Regions from separate parts of the Homo sapiens genome. Here region 2 is linked to region 1. A link is an interaction called in ENCODE POLR2A ChIA-PET data of the cell type or tissue named here. Cell type or tissue: Caco-2. All regions are shown on one strand. Links, peaks and the distances in the headings refer to the core of each region. The heading gives the core; the rest is flanking DNA. Region 1 has its middle 9.1 kb from the start of OR1I1. Region 2 overlaps TECR (trans-2,3-enoyl-CoA reductase).

Region 1 (5,372 bases), core at 117-5,116:
CTTGGGTAGGCCGTGGAAAGTTACAGTTAAAGGTAGTTGTCTATTGTCAGCAGAGGAGGGGGTCACAAGGTGCATGGTGGAGAGATGATGGGACTCATTGTCCAGAAGAATGTCACAGGGTTGATTGATCAGTTGGGGCAGGGCAGGAACAAGTCATAATGGTGGAATGTCATAAGGTGGGTTAATTAGTTAAGACAGGAACTGGCTGTTTCACTTCTTTGTGGTTTTTCGGCTGCTCCAGATTTTTTGGCTCCTGCAGGCCATCTAGACGTATATGTGCAGGTCACAGGAGTTACAATGGCTGAGCTTCGGCTCAGAGGCCTGACCATAACCATACCAATAAGAATATACAAGTAAAGCCGGGCGTGGTGGCTCACGCCTGTAATCCCAGCATTTTGGGAGGCCGAGGAGGGTGGATCACAAGGTCAAGAGATCAAAACCATCCTGGCCAACAAGGTGAAACCCCATATCTACTAAAAATATAAAAATTAGCCAGGCGTGGTGGCGTGCACCTGTAGTCCCAGCTACTCGGGAGGTTAAGGCAGAAGAATTACTTGAATCTGGGAGGCAGAGGTTGCAGTGAGCTGAGATTGTGCCACTGCACTCCAGCCTGGAGACAGAGCGAGACTCCATCTCAAAAAAAAAAAGATAAAAAAAAAAGGATATACGAGTAAAATCTTAAGTGTTCATTTATGATCCACTAAAAGTCATCTCGATGTACCACCAGTAGTGTGAGTCTCACATACTATGTACAAACATTTCTCCAGGAGTAGTATGGCTTGTTAAAAGTGTATGAGCAATTAATCCCAGCACTTTGGGAGGCCGAGGCAGGCGGATCACGAGGTCAGGAGATCGAGACCATCCTGGCTAACACGGTGAAACCCCGTCTCTACTAAAAATACAAAAAGAAATTAGTCGGGCATGGTGGCGGGCACCTGTAGTCCCAGCTACTTGGGTGGCTGAGGCAGGAGAATGGCGTGAACCCAGGAGGCGGAGTTTACAGTGAGCCGAGATCACGCCACTGCACTCCAGCCTGGGTGACAGAGCGAGACTCCATCTCAAAAAAAAAAAAAAAAAGTGTATGAGCATTTTAATTTCAATAGATTTGTTCACTCATTCATTGCATTAAAATAATTTATCGAATCTCTGTCAAATACCAAATGCTGTACTAGGTGCTAGAAATAGCATCACCGACAAAGACAAAGTCATTGATCTCATGGAACTGACATTGTGTACGGAAATGCTGTGATAAGCAAACACATAGCACTGCAATATATATTTTTGCTAGTGCTAAGTGTCATGGAGAAAAATAAAACATCGTAAGTGGGTTACAGAATCATGGGAGCAAGATGCTTTTTTATTGTGGCAAAATACACATAATATCAAATGTATCGCTTTAACCATTGTTTTTTGTTTTTTGTTTTTTGTTTTGAGACAGAGTTTTGCTCTTGTTGCCCAGGCTGGAGTGCAGTGGTATGATCTCGGCTCACTGCAACCTCCACCTCCCGGGTTCAAGCGATTCTCCTGCCTCAGCCTCCCAAGTAGCTGGGATTACAGGCGCCCACCACCATGCCCGGCTAATTTTTGTGTTTTTAGTAGAGACGGGGTTTCACCATGTTGGCCAGGCTGGTCTCAAACTCCTGACCCCAGGTGATCTTCCCACCTCAGCCTCCCAAAGTGCTGGGATTATAGGCATGAGCCACCATGCCCGGCCGCGCTTTAACCATTTTAAAATATTCAAGCACTGGCATTTAGTGCATTCACAGTGCTGTGCAACCAACACCTCTGTCTCGTCCCAGAATATTTTTATTACCTAAAAGGAAACTCTACACCCAGACAGAAGGTCATGGAGGTGACATTTGAACGGGAATCTGAAGGAAGAGCAAGTGAGCGCCATGTCAAGATCTGATCTTCTTTGCATACCACCTTCACCCCATATCAACAAACTCCTGTACTATTATTTCGTTCATATTTTCCTTTAAAGCGAGTCTGTCTCTTTACTTAAGAGTACAGTTACCTGCTGGGTACAGTGGCTCATGCCTGTAATCCCAGCACTTTGGGAGGCCGAGGTGGGTGGATTGCTTGAGGTCAGGAGTTCAAGACCAGCCTGACCAACATGGTGAAACCCCGTCTCTACTAAAAATACAAAAATTGGCCTGGCATGGTGGTGGGGGCCTGTAGTCCCACCTACTTGGGAGGCCAAGGCAGGAGAATCGCTTGAACCCGGGAGGTGGAAGTTGCAGTGAGCCGAGGTTGTGCCACTGCACTCCAGCCTGGGCAACAGAGCGAGACTCCATCTCAAAATAAATAAATAAACAAATAAATAAATGTACAGTTATCCATAGAATATAATATTATTTGGCAATTTAAAAAAATAAAGTACCATCTGTTATTGAAAAGAGTCAAACTCTATAAAATGTTTGAAGAAATTTTTTCTGAGCCAAATATGAGCGACCATGGTCCATGACACAGCCCTCAGGAGATCCTGAGAACATGTGTCCAAGATGGTCAGGGTGCAGCTTGGTTTTATACATTTTAGGGAGACGTGAGATGTAGGGAGCCGAAGACCCGTGGGACGTGACCAACTCAGCATTCCACCGGAGGCTACGTGATCAAACAGCAAACTGTGTACCATGAATGCAGGATGTGAGCAAACTCACGACTGCTCCTGCCGACAGAAGGTTTGCCGGAGGCAATCTCTGGCGTGGAGGTTATCTACTGCAACATCTAGAGCCTGCTGTTCGAGGAATGCAGTCTTGCAAGCCTACTCTGGACTGAGCCCCTGGACTCCTTCTTCCACCCCGCTTCTCACTATCTTTTTTGCCTAATAAATACGGAGGGCTGTGTAAAGCTCAGGGCCCTTGTCCACTAGAGGCAAGGTGCCCCCGACCCCTTCTTCCAAATATACTCTTTTGTCTCTTGTCTTTTATTCTTGCGTTCGCCCCCTTTGTTCAGTCCACCAGGGGTCGTGGTAGGTTACATAGTGGTGCCCCGAACAGCGACAGAATCAGGCTCTCAACAATGAGAGCTTACCTCAATCAATACATGTAAAATGTACACTGGCTCAGGCCGGAAAGGCGGGACAACTGGAAGCAGGGACCTCCAGGTCGTAGGCGGATTCAAAGATTTTCTGATTGGCAATTGGTTGAAAAGAATTATTATCTAAAGACCTGGAATCAACAGAAAGGAATGTCTGGGTTAAGATAAGGGATTGTGGAGACCAAAGTTTTATCATGCAGATGAAGCTTCCAGGTAGCAGGCTTCAGAGAGAATAGATTATAAATATTATCAGACTTAAAAAGGTACCAGACTCTTAGTTAATTCTCTCCTAGATCAGGGAAAAGATCCAGAAAGGAAAGAAGATTCCCTATGTTAGGAATAACATGTTAGGGAACCCTGGAGGCAGGCAGATCACCTGAGGTCAGGAGTTCAAGACCAGCCTGGCCAACACGACGAAACCCTTTCTCTACTAAAAAATACAAAATAAAAATACAAAAATATTAGCCGGGCATGGTGGTGTGTGCCTGTAATCCCAGCTATTCGGGAGGCTGAGTCAAGAGAATCACTTGAACCTGGGAGGTGGAGGTTGCAGTGAGACAAGATCGCGCCACTGCCCTCCACCCTGGGTGACAGAGCAGAACTCTGTCTCAAAAAGAAACAAGAAAAAAAACAAAAAAATTAGAATGCAGTACCGATTCATGCTACAATGTGGATAAACATTGAAAACAGGCCTGCCTCAGTGGCTCATGCCTGTAATCCCAGCACTTTGGGAGGCTGAGGCAGGAGGATCACTTGAGCTCAGGAGTTCAAGACCAGCCTGGGCAACATGATGAAACCACATCGCTACAAAACATGCAAAAATTAGCCTGGCATGATGGTGTGCATCTTAGTCCCAGCTACTAAGGAGGCTGAGGTGGGAGGATTACTTGATGCCTGGAAGTGGAGGTTGCAGTGAGCCATGATCACACCACTGCACTCCAGCCTGGGCAACAGAGAAAGACCCTGTCTTAAAAAAGAAAAAGAAAAGAAAGAGAAAAGAAAGCATGATGCTGAGTGAAAGAAGCCAGACAAAGAGGGCTTCATAGTGCATAATTCCATTTGCATGAGTGTCCAGAATAGATAAATCCACAGACGTAGAAAGTAGGTTAGAGGTAGCCATGGGCTAGGGAGTGGGAATGGGGAGTGACTGCTCATGGGGATAGAGTATCCTTTTGAGGGGGTGAAAGTGTTCTAGAACTAGATAGAGGTGGGGTTGTACAACCTTGTGAACGTACTAAATGCCACTGAATTGTACACTTTAAAAAGGTTTAAATGATGACTTTTATATTATGTGAATCTTACTGTGATAAAAATATCCTGATTTCTGTGTCCCAAACCATTGAAAGCTAAATCTTGGGGAGCTGGGCCCTGCCACCAGGCCTCCACAATATCAACCCTAGCTGCCCCAGTGATTCCAGTAGGCAGCAAGAGTTGAAGTACTGGGGTCTAGAGACCAGTTCAAGCATGCAGATGTGTCAGGGTTAATGATATTTTGTACAAGTCCTGGGCCAGATAACAGCTGTTACAACTAAAAGGTCAATACACCTAAGATACAAAGATCTTCTGCAAATAAGACACAAATAACCTAAATGTGTCCAAATATGCAGATAATCTTTGAAATGGGCAGCCACAGGTGAGAAGCTCTTTAAAAAATTAAAATAAACGGGCCAGACCCGGTGGCTCACGACTGTAATCCCAGCACTTTGGGAGGCTGAGGCGGGTGGATCACTTGAGGTCAGATGTTCGAGACCAGCCTGGCCAACATGGCGAAACCCTGTCTCTACTAAAAATACAAAAATTAGCTGGGCCTAGTGGCACGTGCCTGTAATCCCAGCTACTCAGGAGGTTGAGGCAGGAAAATCGCTTGAACCTGGGAGGCGGAGGTTGCAGTGAGCCAAAATCGCACCACTGCACTCCAGCCTGGGTGACAGAGTGAGACTCCATCTGAAAATAAAATAAAATAAAATAAAAATAAAATAAAATAATGAAAAGAGGTCTTTCCTGCTAGTGAAGTTAAAAAAGAAAAAAGAAAAAGAAAAAGAGGTCAACTTCACTATCAGCCAGGGAAATGAATACCCTAGAACTTAAAGTATAATAAAAATATATATATTTTTAAAAAAAAAGAAAATGAGAGTAAAGATGACTTACTAGTTTTCACTCATCAGACTGGCAATCATTCAAAAACTAATAATGCAATGAAACCCAGTGCTTGCAACTATGTGTTGAAAAGGGCACACCTGTGTGTTGTTCGTGGGAATGTGATTTATTATTGCATTTGGGGGAAGTTACTAGAACAACACCTAGTTGAAATTCCACACTGGGAATCCACCCTA
Region 2 (5,372 bases), core at 52-5,051, 540 kb before region 1:
TTTTTTTTTTACACAGAGTCTCGCACTCTCGCCCAGGCTGGAGTGCAGTGGCTCCATCTTGGCTCACTGTAAGCTCCGCCTCCCGGGTTCACGCCATTCTCCTGCCTCAGCCTCCCGAGTAGCTGGAACTACAGGTGCCTGCCACCATGCCTGGCTAATTTTTTGTATTTTTAGTAGAGATGAGGTTTCACCGTGTTAGCCAGGATGGTCTCGATCTCCTGACCTTATGATCCGCCCGCCTCGGCCTCCCAGGGTGCTGGGATTACAGGAGTGAGCCACCATGCCTGGCCTTTTTTTTTTTTTTTTTTTTTTTTTTTTTTGTGACAGAGTCTCGCTCTGTCACCCAGGCTGGAGTGCAGTGATGTGATCTCACCTCACTGCAACCTCCACCTCCCCGGTTCAAGCGATTTTCCTGCCTCAGCCTCCCAAGTAGCTGTTATTACAGGTGGGTGCCACCATGCCCGGCTAATTTCTGTAGTTTTAGTAGAGATGGGGTTTCACCATGTTAGTCCAGGCTGGTCTCGAACTCCTGGGCTCAAGCGATCCTCCTGCCTTGGCATCCCAAAGTGCTGGGATTATAGGTGTGAGCCACCGCACCTTGCCCAGGGGTGAGTCTTATTAGCACCTGATCAGATGGGAACTACTGTTCTACTTTACAGATAATGCAACTGAAGCTCAGAGAGGTAAACTAAGCTGGTCAAGGTCACAGAGCCTGGAAGCCAGGGAGCTGAACCTGGGTTTGTCAGACTCCAGTTTTGTCCACACTGATGGCTTCTCTGCTGATGCTGCCCTAGGACAGCTGGTGGCTCTCCTGCTGTGTTCTGAGGACAGAGCATCCCTGAAGGGAGGGCGAGGTGCTGCGGGTCAGTGTGGACTGCTGGGAGAGGGTCTTTCTCTGCCCTAAAATCGGATGGGCTGCCCCTTGCAGTAAGGGCAGGATTGAGAGTGATGAGCCTTGCCTGGGTGCAGTGGTTCATGCCTGTAATCCCAGCACGTTGGGAGGCTGAGGCAGGAGGATCACCTGAGGTCAGGAGTTCAAGACTAGCCTGGCCAACATGGCGAAACCCCCTCTCCACTAAAAATATAAAAATTGGCCGGGTGCAGTGGCTCATGCCTGTAATCCCAGCACTTTGGGAGGCCGAGGTGGGTGAATCACGAGGCCAGGAGATCGAGACCATCCTGGCTAACACAGTGAAACCCCGTCTCTACTAAAAAATAGAAAAAGTTAGCTGAGTGTGGTGGTGGGTACCTGTAGTCCCAGCTACTTGGGAGGCTGAGGCAGGAGAATGGCTTGACCCGGGAGGCGGAGCTTGCAGTGAGCCGAGATCGCGCCACTGCACTCCAGCCTGGGCGACAGAGCGAGACTCCGTCTCAAAAAAAAAAAAAAAAAAAAAAAAAAAAAAAAAAAAAATATATATATATATATATATATATATATATATATATATATATATATGTATGTATATATAAATTAGCCAGGCATCATGGTGCACTCCTGTAATCCCAGGTACTCGAGAGACTGAGGCAGGAGAATTCGTTTGAACCTGGGAGGTGGAGGTCGCGGACGAGCTGAGATCGCACCACTGCATTCCGGTCCTGGGCAACAGAGTGAGACTCTGTCTCAAAAAAAAAAAAAAAAAAAAAGGGAAAGTGGTGAGCCTTGAGCTGTGGTGAGCTATAAAGACCTTTCCTATGTTAGCCTGACTCAGGCCAAGATCCTGAGGGGGTTGGAGGGGATCTTAGGCTTTTCAGATTTTCCTGCAGGCTTCTTGCTTTGAGCAGATGGTGACTCACTGGGCAGATTCTCCTGGTGGAGTCCCTTCTGTCCTGGCTGTAGCTTTGTACTTAGGCCATTTCTTTGCTGTAGGCACTCAGAATCTCAGAGCCCCAGGCTTGAGATAATTTTTCTGGTTTAACTTCTGTAAAGTTACAGATGAGGGACCTGAGACCCAGAGAACAAGGCCTTTTCCAGGGCTGCAGGCCAGTTCCCCTTTGGGTTGGGCAGTATTGATTGATACTCTTCCTGGGAAGGTGGCAATGCTTACGGGCTTTGGATCAGTGCTAGGCTCATATGCTTAACTGCCACTGACAAGGTTTGGAGCCCACGGGCAAGGTCTTTAGTTTCTCGAGCTAGTTTTTTTTTTTTTTTTTCGTGAGACAGAGTCCCCCTCTGTTGCCCAGGCTGGAGTGCAGTGGTGCCATCTAGGCTCACTGCAACCTCTGCCTCCTGGGTTCAAGCGATTCTCCTGCCTCAGCCTCCTGAGTAGCTGGGATTACAGGCGCCCACCACCACGCCCGGCTAATTTTTGTATTTTTAGTAGAGATGGGGTTTCACCATATTGGCCAGGCTGGTCTTGAACTCCTGACCTTAAGTGATTCTCCCACCTTGGCCTCCCAGAGTGTTGGGATTACAGGCGTGAGCCACAGCGGCTGGCCTTGAACTAGCTTTTTAATCCATAAAATGACACCTGGGTGTGCGAGACCCGGCTGACATTGGCTGATGGTGTGCATCTTCCCAACTCTGTGTTCAGGGATATCAGGCTGACATCTCTAAGTCACAGGTAGGGTATTTACATCACGGAAAGTGGCAAATGCTACAGCTGAGGCCCCTTCCTCTCTCCTGCCCAATGTTCATATTGACTGGGATAATTGTCCCTGCCTCCCAGGGTTATCGTTTCAAGGGTTTCTTGGTCTGGTGAGCATCGTATGAGCAGATACATACCTGGAAAGCCTCAGCTTGGTGCAGCACCTTGCAGCAGCTAACATTTGACAAGTAGTACGGCCCTACTCACCTCTGGACCTCTGGACACGGGGCAGATGTGGGGAGGAGGGGCCGAGGAGGGGGCGGGGCCGAGGAGGAGGAGGTGGGGCTTGAGGACGGGGAGGGGTGTCGAGGAGGGGGAGGCGGGTCCCAAGGAGTAGGAGGCAGAGTTTAGCAGGAAAAGGCATGTCCTGAGGAGGAGGAGGGGGCAGGGCTGAGGTGGAGGAGGTGGTTCCTGAGGATGAGGAGGTAGGGCTGAGAAAGAAGAGGCGGGGCCGGGGGGGAAGGGGAGGCCGAGGGGGAGGAGGTGGGGCTCAGGAGGAGGAGGCGGGGCAAGAAGGAAGCGGCGGGCCTGGATGGGGGAGGCGGGACCAGGGAGGGGGAGGCGGGACCAGGGAGGGGGAGGCGGGACCGAGTAACAAGAAGGTGGGACGGGATGAGTGGTGGGCTTTGGTGTGTGCCAGGTGGAGTAGCTGTTTCAGCCGCACCCAGGTGGATTTAGAGGCTCCACCAGCTGGGCCCAGCAAAGCCTTCTGGACTAACTGGTTCCTGAGAACAGAGGAGGGTTGACAGCCTTGAGTGAGGGCGGTGCTTGGAAAGGCCTTGCGACTCTGATAAGGTGGTTGGGTTTGGTCGGGAATCCTGCACTTTCATTGACAAGCCTGGCTGCGTGAGAAAGGCCAGAGACCTTGAGCTAGTTGGTCAAGTTCAGGCTGGGTCTTAACACCTTCTTGCTGATACTGATAGTGGCAGCTGAGAATGTTTTAATACCTGGGACATTTCCTGCGGCAGCCAGAATATAGTAATCTTCCTAGTAAATTACGGTGAATATAGTGCTTAATTATCAGTGTTTTTTTTTTTTTTTTTTTGAGACGAAGTCTCGCTCTTGTCCCCTAGGCTGGGGTGCAATGGCGTGATCTCGGCTCGCTGCACCTCCGCCTCCCGGGTTCAGGCGATTCTCCTGCCTTAGTCTCCCGAGTAGCTGGGATTACAGGTGCCCACCACCACACTTGGCTAGTTTTTGTATTTTTAGTAGAGATGGGGTTTCACCATGTTGGCCAGGCTGGTCTGAAACTCTTGACCTCAGGTGATCCGCCCAACTTGGCCTCCCAAAGTGTTGGGATTACAGGCGTGAGCCACTGCGCCGGCAGTGTGAGTGCTTCTTATCTAGTAACATATCTAAATCGTGTACTAAACATAAGACGTAGATGCTGTTCTTATCTCTACTTGACTGATGGAGAAACTGAGGCACAGAAAGTGAAGCGACTTGTCCACAGCTAGTGGCTAGCAGAGCTGGGATTCTTCTAGAACCAGAGTGGGCTTTGCTGTGGGTCGTGCACTGGGGAAAGAATCAAGTGTGTGGTGGTGGTGAAGGACTTGGAGGCCACCCACTCTGTCCTTGGGACAGTGACTTAACCTAAGCTTCAGTTTTGTCACCCTGTGAGGCCAGGATAACGACACCTGGGGGCCTGTGGGGGAGTGTGAAGTGCTCAGCATGCTTCGCGGCCCACAGGCAGGGTAAAAATCCTTAAGCGGAGAGGGACCCACGTTAGGCAGGTAAGGACAGATCAGCATCCCCAGGGCTGCCTGAGATGCTTTTGGCACCTGACCTCTTTGGAAGGCCTCAAAACTCTTTTTTTTCTTTTTTTTTTTTTTTGAGATAGAGTCTTCCTCTGTCACCAGGCTGGAGTGCAGTGGCGTAATCTTGGCTCACTGCAACCTCTGCCTCCTGGGTTCAAGTGATTGTCCTGCCTCAGCCTCCCGAGTAGCTGGGATTACAGGCACGTGCCACCATGCCTGGCTAATTTTTGTATTTTTAGTAGAGACGGGGTTTCAGCATCTTGGCCAGGCTGGTCTTGAACTCCTGACCTCGTGATCCACCCGCCTCAGCCTCCCAAAGTGCTGGGATTATAGGCATGAGCCACCACGCCTGGCTGAGAAAAGCTTCAAAACTTAATGAAGAAGGTCCACCAGGCGCCAGGAGACAGACTGATGTCAAATCATATGCCCAGAAGGTGGAGGAAGAAGCCCAGATGCCAGTGCCTCAGTTTTGATATAATGTCACACACCATGCAAGTCACATTTTTTTTTTTTTTTGAGACAGAGTCTCGCTCCGTCACCCAGGCTGGAGTTCAGTGGCTCCATCTCGGCTCACTGCAATCTCCGCCTCCCGGGTTCATGCGATTCTCCTGCCTCAGCCTCCTGAGTAGCTGGGACTACAGGCGCCCACCACCACGCCCGGCTAATTTTTTTTTTTTTTTTTTTTTTTTTTTGTATTTTTAGTAGAGACGAAGTTTTACCGTGTTAGCCAGGATGGTCTCGATCTCCTGACTTCGTGATCCACCTGCCTCGGCCTCCCAAAGTACTGGGATTACAGGCGTGAGCCACCACACCTGGCTGCAAGTCACATTTTGAGATGATCAGCTCTTTCCTTCTTCATGGGAAGACCCTTGGGGAAGTCACACCACACTCAGAGCCCACTTTTTAACCTGTTGTGACAAAGAATCATCCCAGGAAGTGGAGGCTAGAAGACAGTCTGGCCACCAGGTGCCTGTCACAGCTGCCTCACCTAGGAGCACACTGCTTCTGTTCCTGCTCCCTCCTAGCTGAC

Evidence for each region. Peaks named below come from ENCODE experiments on the same cell type or tissue, not always from the same donor. Only the 100,000 strongest peaks of a DNase experiment are listed, where the experiment ranks them.
Region 2: POLR2A ChIA-PET joins it to region 1 with 7 read pairs; 1 of 35 experiments calls an interaction of 5 or more read pairs at or near these places.

What each region holds. Positions count from the first base shown.
Region 1 is chr19:15,070,429-15,075,800 of GRCh38, forward strand. No RefSeq gene overlaps it. Among named protein-coding and RNA genes, the nearest start is that of OR1I1, 9.1 kb to the right of the region's middle. In Caco-2, for the core only: a CTCF peak has its summit at 2,947 (motif pointing right); DNase peaks (open chromatin) are centred at 2,703 and 3,053.
Region 2 is chr19:14,534,134-14,539,505 of GRCh38, forward strand. The region is part of intron 1 of TECR (trans-2,3-enoyl-CoA reductase); the gene reads left to right. It also overlaps a transcript of DNAJB1 not described here. Among named protein-coding and RNA genes, the nearest start is that of TECR, 7.2 kb to the left of the region's middle. In Caco-2, for the core only: no CTCF peak of the experiment used is centred there; DNase peaks (open chromatin) are centred at 2,978 and 3,328.